2 separate regions of the Mus musculus genome follow, and region 2 is linked to region 1. A link is a loop called in an ENCODE intact Hi-C map of the cell type or tissue named here. Cell type or tissue: left cerebral cortex. All regions are shown on one strand. Each heading gives the region's core, and the rest is flanking DNA. Links, peaks and the distances in the headings are about the cores only.

Region 1 (5,379 bases), core at 129-5,128:
TCATCAAAATGACTGGTGTGTTTAAGCAATTTTCCAGGAACCCTGAAAGCTTAAAGCATTTCTCAAGCAGCCTTTGAACTTAGGGCTGCAGCAAGGATGGTCCAGCGCCTCTGCCAGGTCACCCCTTGTGGGAATCTCTGGCCTTGGTGACTGTAAGAATGCGGTCCCTGAACCGCATCCACCGGCCTCGAGAGGGGCATCTGTTTCCAAGGACTCCACCACACACAGATGCTAGGATCTGATAAGGTAAAACTCAAGGGTCAGTCCCGGGTTTTGCTTCCACACACACTGAAACCTAACAACTGAAGGACTACACGGTCCTCAACATCTGTCTTTCTGTTCTTCCATGAACTGTCACTCTGAAAATAGGACAGCCAGCATGATTCCCCCAGTCTCCCCAGAATGTAGAGATCGCTCCATCTGCTCCAAAGGTCAGGCAGAGATGACTGTGATTTCCATTGGTTCCTTTTGATCATGCAGCGCCTTCTTTCTGCTGAGGGCTGAGGGGCTGCAGCTCTGGGAATACTACACTCACAGGGAAACACGAGGTTCATGGGCATGGTGCAATGAGCCTGGTACACTGTGTAAAATGAGAGTGAAAGAGAAAGCACTGTAATGGATGTGTGCTGCTGAAACGAGGTCTCCTGACCCAGAAGCACCAAGTGATGATGAGCAGACACAAACTAAGGAAACCCTGCTTCTGTCTTCCTTTTGTCTGGAGTAAACTTTATGTCTGCATTTGCCTATATACAGTCAAGTGTTGATGCTTTATATGGAGAGAAACAATCAATGTGTTTTTCCTGGAGGAGGCTACAGTTTTAATTAGTATCCCCTAACTGATATTGATTTTACTTCACTGACAACAGTCATATGATGGAGTCTGCTAAGCTCTATGGGTAATCACCCTATGAACTCAACCATGTAGAGAAGCCTTCCATCCGTATTGGCCTCTGTGGAGATAATGCTTTTTAACTCTTGAAATACTGAAGCCAAAAGATCCTTGGGACCTCAGCTATTTCAACCTTCTGTGGGATGTTCTGAAATACAACAACAGTCCCTCCTTCCACTGTCTACAGGCCCTGCTCATAGAACAACTGTTTCCCCTCATGTCCTCCATGTCTCATCTGCAGTTTGGGAGTGAGGGTTGTGGAGCATCACCACACTCAAGGTTTGCACACAGGCATATAGAGTCTTAGAAGGACAAACCTAACTAAACTGAACACATCCTATCTGCATGTGTGGACAAAGCATGAAGTCTTATGGTTAGCACACACAGCAATAGTGACTGCAAGGCTGGGAAGGAGCTGAAGAACAGTAGAGCTAAGGAGGGAGGGAAGGGGGTGGGGAGGGAAGGGCCAGGAAAGCCTTGTCATGTCACCAGTATGTCAACAGTTGAGAAAAGAAATGAGATCCCCAGCTTAAGATAAATATGCACTTAACAACACACACACACACACACACACACACACACACACACACACTTCTTGAAGAAGAGCAGGCAGAGGAAAGACAAGGCACACACCAGAGGAAAGGCAAGGCAGTTTACATTTGGAATGTTGGGTAGACCCTAAACAAAGTGGGTGTCACAGTGATCTGCACAGATCACTTCTTAAAACAATTTCACCTGAAGAACACCTTGTCTGGTTTTGTGAGTTTGGACAGCATCACTCTAGTGTTTTGAGCTTGAGTACCAAATCTATCAATACAGTAGCAATACATAGTCATAGGATTCACAGTAGCCTACCAAATCTACCAATAAAGTACTAATAGTCATAGAATTGACAGTAGCCTACCAAATCTATCAATACAGTACCAATAGAGAGCTGATAGGATTCACAGAGGTAGCAAAATCCCCTTGATTTTTTTCTAATCAACAAACTAAATTTGTCACAATTGATCACTTTTTACAAGGTTCTGGTACCCAATGCACTGCCAGAGTTGACGACAGTGTCAGGGCTAAGCCAGAACCATATCTTACACACAGTCCCTTAAATCTTTTTCCAGCACACAGGACAATTTGAAAATCTGGTGAGATTCACAGAACAAATACCTTCTCAGAAAAGTGAGCACATAAGTAGATCCTAAAATATAATTGTAGGAGATACAGCTGTCCTGCCTCAACCCAGATTAGGAACCTACAAGTTAAATAATTAAAGGACTATAGTCAAGTCCTAACAGGAGTTACTACACTAAAGGACACCACAAAGATTTGGTTGGGCTCCATCTGTTAGCTAAGGTAAAGAGCAAAAAGAAATGTAAAGAAGAAACCATAAAGGAAGAAAACTCTCTTGGCCATATAACAAAGAGTTCTCATTTCTCCTGTCTCTACTTCACTATTCTTCAGGCAAATAAGTGATTCAAGATCAGTGACCAATATAATCTTACAAAGGGCAAGTTTTTCAAAATGCTGTACTACAGAAGTGATTATAATTTTTGAAGAAAAAATGGTTCCAACTTTTCAGACATCACAAATAACTATGTAGCACAAATAACTGTCTTCTATGTATAACTAACAAGTGAAAAACTCATCCACTCTCTCTACATTATTTCTTAGAGGAGAGACGGGTCCTTCAAGGGCTAAACATTCAGGGCGGTCTCAATATTCTTCTTTGGACTTTTCTATTTTCTATAATTCCTACAGAAAATTTTTGAAATTAAAAATGCATCTGCTGGAGCTGGGAAGATGGCCCAATGGTTAGAGCAGACGAGAGTTTAAGTCCTCAGAAACTCGGGTGTGGTAGCCTTCCTCTAATTCCAGCTTCGGGGAGCATCAGGGAGAGACGGGGGATCCTCAATGACAGCTAGACAGCATGCCTGCACACATGAGTAGCCATACACAGATGCAAGAACACATAAACACGCAAGCAGGCAAACACACCTGCACCACAAAAGGCAGGGATTCGTCTGTTAATGTGCGTTTACTCAATAGCAGCACGTGTCGTTTTGGAAATAAAGAAGCGGAGGTCTGGGGAGAAGAGATACTTGTGGTGTTCATAAAAGAACAGGCAGAAAGATTAAGGAAAGCTCAGGAGGAGCCCACAGAAAGAACAAAACAGAGCAGTAAGAAACTGCACAGACAGTGCCACCTATCACGGGAACACAGCGACAACAGCAGAATCGGCCCTAACCACAACCATGGGAATGTGACCTCCCTTCCTCCACAGATGCAAAGAGTAAAAGAAAACCCACACTCGGGTTGTGTGCCCGCTTGGTAAATCTATCCTCACCACACGCCCACCAGCCCATCACAGTTTGCCTGAAGCCATCTGTGTCTGTTAGCTTTGCTCGGATCCCAGTTTTTCTTTTCATAATTATGGAGGCTTTCACCCTCCGTCCTGTTTCTGAGCCTGACCCCTACCGTATTCAACAAGACAAGGCAACAGTCACCTGACCATGTGTGCTCCGGCTATAGGCGGGTACAGTTTGCTTTCCTGTCACATGGGCTGCTTGCCCCAGGATCCTGTAACTGCCATGCTGGTCTCTGAATTGAAACATGAGGCCCAAATGGCATTAATAATGTTTATCAGACAGAACGTCAAGTAACTGTTAAAGATTTAAGCCTCAGCTGCTAAACTGTAAAACATTTAAAGGCGAGGCTGGAGATCTTTCCATCTACCTAACCTTGCATATCATGGGTGCTCCATTTATTGAATTCAATCAAGGGTGATGTGTGCCTATGCTGAGCGCTCACACATACCGTGACCTTCATAAATCACCTATATAAATATCTCTAACAATGTCTGTTTCACATATGACAAAACAGCATAGAAAGGCTTCTTTTTTTTTTTTTAACCTAAAGTCACTTGGCCATTTGTGGCAGAGGAGAGGTGTTAGAAGGCCTGACTCTCCCTGCAGCACACCTTTCTTGCAAGCCTGAACTACCCGGCTAATTATAACTATACACAGGCTAAAAAATCAGGATGATGTAAGGTTTACAAAAAAAGCATCTAACCTCTCTGATTTCTGTTACCAGGCATTTGACAAGGGGTTTCCTAGGCAGCAGCAACTTCCACCTCCATCACATCTCTGCACAGTGGCAGATACAGGGATTTACAAGCCCATGTTGGCACAGAGACAGCCTGATGCAAGCATACTGACTGATGACTGATAATGGTGGCAAGTGCCCCCTGCCATTTGTGAGACCAGAGTTGGATTATCAGATGAGGAGTCGACAGGCAGACAAGTCAGTCCTTTGGGGTTGGAGAGATGGCTCAGTGGTTAAGAGCACGCACTGCTCTTGCAGAGGTCCTGAGTTCAGTTCCCAGCACCCACGCTGCTCACAACTGCCTATGACTCCAGTTCATGGGGAATCTGACACCATTTTCTGGCCCCTGCAGACACCCACATATGTGGGCACACACACCCCACACCCCAAAACACATCATACACACACACATACACACACAGACCACACAGACATTATACACACACATACCACACACTAGACACATATACACACACATACAAACATACACACACAAAATTCACACACCACACAAAAACCCATACATACACGGCATACACATATATACACAAACAAACATACAGACCAAACATACCATATACACACACACATATCACACACTAGACATATATACACAAACATACCACACCCAAAAAAACATACACACACAAAAAGCATACATACATGTCACACACATATACACACACAAACATACATGCATGTACACACACGGACCACACACACTATACAGGCATCTTACAGGCACATGCAAACATACATATCATACATACACACACACAAACAAACATACATACATACCACACACATACACACACACAAACATACATGCATGTACACATACAGACTACACACACCATACAGATATCTTACAGGTACATGCAAACATACATATCATACATACACACACACACATCCCCTTTTTAAAATAAAGAACTATATATTTGAGTAAAGACAAGAGAGAAAAATAATCAGGCAGGTCATATGCTAAAGGGTCAACACAGGCTTTAATCTCAGCACTGGAGCGAGAAAGACAGGCGGATCTCTAGGAGTTCAAGGCCAGAGAGCTCTCCATACAAAGCTCCAAGGCCATCCAGGGCCACAAAGTAAGAGACTCTGTCTCAAAATAAATCAACACCAGTCGAGTGAAGACCTAGCCATCACTCCCAGTTCCCCGTGCCCACTTCACCCTTTCACACATAGAATGGCGTGCAGCTAATCAAGTCAGTCAAGTTGTCTGCCCTTTGTGTAATCTGTGCTCGCAGGATGTCTCTGGAACACACAGAGCTCTGCCTGCACAGGAGCAGGTAACAACAGTGCCACATTTAGAAGAGACAACTACGCCCACCGGGTGCTGTAATCCTACCTCAGAGACAGGCTAATAAAGGCAAGGAAGA
Region 2 (5,379 bases), core at 72-5,071, 90 kb after region 1:
TGATCTAAAAAAAAAAAAAAAAATCAAGATTTAGAGTCCCTCTTCAGTAAAGCATGCAAGGACAGCATTTCTTCCTTTTTTTTTTTAATTAGGTATTTTCCTCATTTACATTTCCAATGCTATCCCAAAAGTCCCCCATACCCTCCCCCCACCACCACTCCCCTACCCACCCACTCCCACTTTTTGGCCCTGGCGGTCCCCTGTACTGGGGCATATACAGTTTGCCTGTCCAATGGGCCTCTCTTTCCAGTGATGGCCGGCTAGGCCATCTTTTGATACATATGCAGCTAGAGTCAAGAGCTCCGGGGTACTGGTTAGTTCATAATGTAAGGACAGCATTTCTTAGTGACAGTGAATAACTGTTTTTGCTGTCTGTTCTAAGAGCCACAGGTTTCAGTTTTAGGAAGTCACATTGGTACTCAAGACCACAAAACTATGAAGGTGTGTTATATATTTCCCTAGACGTTAGTTGAATCAACTTCTGGCATTTCAAAATAATATTTTCCACACACATTTGTGAATTTTCATTTATGAACCTCTTTTGGAAATGGTCCTATTTAGACTAGGAAAGGCCTGATGGTCACTGTAGCTCACTGAGGTTGTTTTCAGTGAGTAAAATATGGCTATGGCTTTAAGATATCTGAAGAACAGAGATAATGATAATGGCACCGCCCAACATCAGGTAATAACAAAATTCCAGATCCTTTGGACAATCTTCTGATGGCAGTAAGGTAGATGCATAAAAGGTCAAGTTACCATCTTCACAGCAAGGATAAATCAACACTCCTCCTTCTGTCCTCGCACAATAAACAAACAGGATTAGGGAAAACAGCAGAAGGGGGTGGGGAGTAGGAAAGAAATCACATACTTGCCACCAATTAAAAAGGTGCCACTTTGTTAACAGTCGCTCACTGTTTCAGGAGGAAATTTTTCACTTTGCTGAGTCTGTCGTCATGGCAATGAAAATTGAGACCTATTTCTTCCTGGCTTTAAAATCCCATATAGCAGTGATTCACCAGAGTATGAGACAATTCTGTGAGGAAAGGCACTGTGTAGGAGGAAGGAACATCTGTGGGGGCTCCTCTAGGTGTGAGGCACTTTGCATAATCCCACTTATCCTCGGCATTAATATACCTTGCAAACTTTATGTTCAGTCTGCAAAGGAGAAGGCCACTGAGGGTCGCAGAGCACCTTAATGCAGAGTACAACATTCTGACCAAAAGCAACTTGGAGAGGAAAGGGTTTATTTGGCTTATAGGTTACAGGGAAGCCCAGGCAGAAATCAGTAAGGAACTGAATCAGAGGCCATGGATGGGGTGTTGCTTACCACTTGCTTGATTAGCCTGCTTTCTTATACAACCCAGGACCACTGGCTCATGGATGGCCCTACCCACAGGAGGTTGAACCTCCCACACCAATCATTAATCAAGACAAACACTCTGAAGACAGGCCTCCAGGCCAGGCTGATGGAGGCAATCTTTCATCTTCATTTGAGATTCCCTCTTCTCAGGTGACTCTAGCTTGAGTGATGTTGACAGAAACTAACCAGCAGAGAGCATGGCATACACTCCATGCACCTATCTTCCTGACAATATGACATATGATGGGAACTACAAATCTAACAATTTGACACAACTATCAATCTACAAGCAGCAATTCTGATTTACTTAATTTACTGTTAAAGTTAAGGAGGGCAATTCAGTTCTCTGGTGTTATCTCTGATGATCATAAATGTTATCTCTGATATCTCTCCTAATCTACAGTTTCAGAACCTTTCGGATCGGTTGCAATAGTAACAACATACAGGACAGTTAACTCATTCCCTGTGTATGAATACAGAGGCATGAAGAGCCTCCCAGTAACCAACTCAACATTGTGGTCCATGGGCTATCCTCCCAGAGATCACCCTTCCCTTTGGAATCAAGACTTCTATACCAATAGAGCTTCATTCTGAGGGTAGGAAGTAAAACTTGGTTTGTAGATCACCAGAGAACACTATAAGAGAAGGAAGTGCCAATTTCAGCCCTTGGTGACTGGACCCAGGAACCTTGTCTACAGCAGATACAGTACCACATATTGGACTTGGAATATGTTCAGCATCCAGAGATTATTCTCTCAGCTCTGCAAAGCAAAGCTCCCTTCCTGGCACCATAAACTCCCTATTCAAAGTCGTTCTACCATTTTAAGAATTCTTTGGCATGGTCAGGCTTATGACAAGACAGATGAATTCCATCAGCTGGCCCCCTGATAACTTCCTTAGTCAGAAATGATGTTTATGTGAAACATCCTGACAGCAGCTACAGCCTTCTACAAATCCACAGATGGTAGTCTTGGCAGAAGCACTGTGGACAGGAAAAGGAAAATCCATACAGAGTAAGTGTGTATTCTAATAAGAATAACATGGTGCCCCGCCATGACGGAAATGCCCTGATACTCCAGTCGTACACCAAGTAGCTCTGATTAAGTATTCAAGGACTTGTCACAAATTCTGTTTTCACAGGAGTGAAGGATATATCCCCTGGACCTTTCCAGGTAGAAGTCTATACAATAGATTCACCAGAGTTCTCCAATCTCGCCATGCTTTGATGCTTCCCCTCAGTGTGTACTGTACTTGTGTGCAGTGCTAGTATTTGACACCACGTGGTGGCGAAAGAGGTTTTTACTCTGCATCTCACTTGGGCTGATGTTAAATCTTCCTGAGGGCTGATTAGCACCTTTCATTCCATCTGCAGCATTAACCCCTCTTCGTGGTATAGCTTAATGTACTCATAGATTCCAAAATTAGGAGGTGGCTTTCTGGAGGAAAGAGTTGCCACACCTCAGATAAAAAATTAAGATCCCTAAGCCAGACTTGGTGGCACTGGGCTGTGAACCCAGCTGGAGACTGAAGCAGGAGCATCACAAGTTCAAGCCCTACCTGGATAGACCCTGTCTTCAATAAAAACTTAAAAGGGCTGGAGAGAGAAAGCAGTGAAGCCCCTGCCTAGCCTGTGAGCAAGTGTGAGATCCAAGTTCAATGCCCAGTGCTGTACACAAAGAAAGAAAGAAAGAAAGAAAGAAAGAAAGAAAGAAAGAAAGAAAGAAAGAAAGAAAGAAAGAAAGAAAGAAAGAAAGAAAGAAAGAAAGAAAGAAAGAAAGAAAGAAAGAAAGTCTATGAAGACAAAGGTTTCATTGTGTTTTTATACCTCTGTACTTAACAGTATCTGGTGCACAGTAAGTAGGCACTCTAATCTTTATAGAATCAATCAACAAAGAAATCAAAGAATGATGAAATGAAAGAAGAGCCCTCAAGGGAATATTATCCAAATATAGACTTAGAGGAACATAGACTAGAGAAAGAAAACCAAGGTGAATGTCATAGAAGCCATAGATGGAAATTATGAATTATCAAAAGCTATTCTACAGCCACACCACCCTGAATGAGCTGAGCACATCTGAAGTCATATGAGTTGCCAAGGATCAGATCTATGTAAAGGTTAAAGAAAGAATGAGAGGAAGAATTGCGTTGACTCGTAGCCCTTTCCCAAGACATCCCAGCTGGATGGCGGTGGGCTGTGAAGAAGTGAAGACATAGAAAAGGAAAGCTTTTTTTTTTCACTTTTTCCTTTGCTCTTTAATTGTAGGGATTTCTGCTGCTCCATGTAATAATTCTACACACACACACACACACACACACACACACACACACACACACACACACACACACGATGTGTAGTGATTAAGTCAGTACAGGTATTTCTCATTTCTTTACAGTTTATCATTCTTCTGGGTGTTTGGAATAAACATTGTGTTTGCTGCAGTCACGTCACTGTATTAAAAGCACCAGATCTTTAGTCTAACTGGGACTTCACACTGTAGAGCAACCGCTCCAGTCTTCCTCCTCCCCCAGATCCCTCGAGGTTCTAATCATCGCTATTCTGATCTGAACTGAGTTCAACTGTTTCGGTGATTTGTTTGGGGATTGGGTTTTGTTTGGCTGTTTTTAGCTTTCGCGTACATTTGAGAACACGAAGTACTTCTTACTGCATCTGCCTTAGTTTGTTAAACATGACGTCTTCCGTGGCACTTCTTTTCTGTAGTCAAGCAGTAGGCCTTTGATTATATATACCCATCCTGCATAAATCCCGTCATCTGTTAATGTTTACCTAGCTTGATTCCATATCTTAACCACTGTGTGCCGGCAAACATGAAGAGCACCGATAACACTTTAACAGGCCGATTGCCCACTTTGGTAACTACTTAAAAATCAAGCAATCGGTTCCAGATCCTGCAAGCAGCAGAGAGCAGCTTCAGCCATGTGGCTCTGGCTTTAGAGTCAAGAATAGAAGGGACTACTGGGACTATTGATGCTGGTTAGCTGAAGCTGAGAAATTAGCAGTGATTAAGAAGAGACCAGCGTCATTGAACTGAAATCTTCTGGGAAGTGTTTTCTGAGAGCACAAAGAAGCTGCGTTCCAGATATAGCCAAGGATGTACCTCCTGCTACAGCTGTACTTGGTGATATGCAAGAGTTACCCAGAGCTTCTGTGACCTTTGACATTCTGTCAGAATCTTTCAATGCCAGTTACATGGGATGATCACCAAGAACAGCAGCAGTAATGGAGTGGATCAACCTGAGTTTAGAGTGCTACAGAAGGCAGAGCTGGAGAAGTGACACCAGCCCTTTGGAGGAGCCCAGAAGATCATGTGTGGATACCAGATGTTGAAACAGAAAGTTGTAACTTTGAAGTTGCCTTGGAGACCCCAAGATTTTGGAGATGCCAGAGCCATGAGCTATCTGCTAAGGAAACCTGTTAATGGAGTGGAACCAGCCCAAGAGACAGAAGTTTGTTGCTGACGACAAAGGTGATATGGGACTGTTTAGATGGTCAACTTGATCCTGACTCAACTTTGGTACCTGGTATCTGTCCAGAAATTTGTCCATTTCGTCCAGGTTTTCCAGTTTTGTTGAGTATAACCTTTTGTAGAAGGATCTGATGGTGTTTTGGATTTCTTCAGGATCTGTTGTTACCTCTCCTGGGCATATATCCAGAAGATGCCCCAACTGGTAAGAAGGACACATGCTCCACTATGTTCATAGCAGCCTTATTTATAATAGCCAGAAGCTGGAAAGAACCCAGATGCCCCTCAACAGAGGAATGGATACAGAAAATGTGGTACATCTACACAATGGAGTACTACTCAGCTATTAAAAAGAATGAATTTATGAAATTCCTATGCAAATGGATGGACCTGGAGGGCATCATCCTGAGTGAGGTAACACATTCACAAAGGAACTCACATAATATGTACTCACTGATAAGTGGATATTAGCCCCAAACCTAGGATTCCCAAGATATAAGATACAATTTGCTAAACACATGAAACCCAAGAAGAATG

What was found. Peaks named below come from ENCODE experiments on the same cell type or tissue, not always from the same donor. Only the 100,000 strongest peaks of a DNase experiment are listed, where the experiment ranks them.
Region 2: it touches region 1 in a loop (2.9-fold over the local background); 2 of 42 quality-filtered maps call a loop at or near these places.

What each region holds. Positions count from the first base shown.
Region 1 is chr16:38,960,695-38,966,073 of GRCm38, reverse strand. The region is part of intron 1 of Igsf11 (immunoglobulin superfamily, member 11); the gene reads right to left. It also overlaps the pseudogene Gm34258. Among named protein-coding and RNA genes, the nearest start is that of Igsf11, 61 kb to the right of the region's middle. In left cerebral cortex, for the core only: a CTCF peak has its summit at 3,116; DNase peaks (open chromatin) are centred at 3,198 and 4,007; H3K27ac peaks cover 1,846 bases.
Region 2 is chr16:38,870,302-38,875,680 of GRCm38, reverse strand. Gm15802 (a long non-coding RNA gene) reads right to left here. Exons shown (of 4, transcript XR_876078.1): 4 at 1-4. Among named protein-coding and RNA genes, the nearest start is that of Igsf11, 29 kb to the left of the region's middle. In left cerebral cortex, for the core only: no CTCF peak of the experiment used is centred there; DNase peaks (open chromatin) are centred at 1,012 and 2,257; H3K27ac peaks cover 1,877 bases.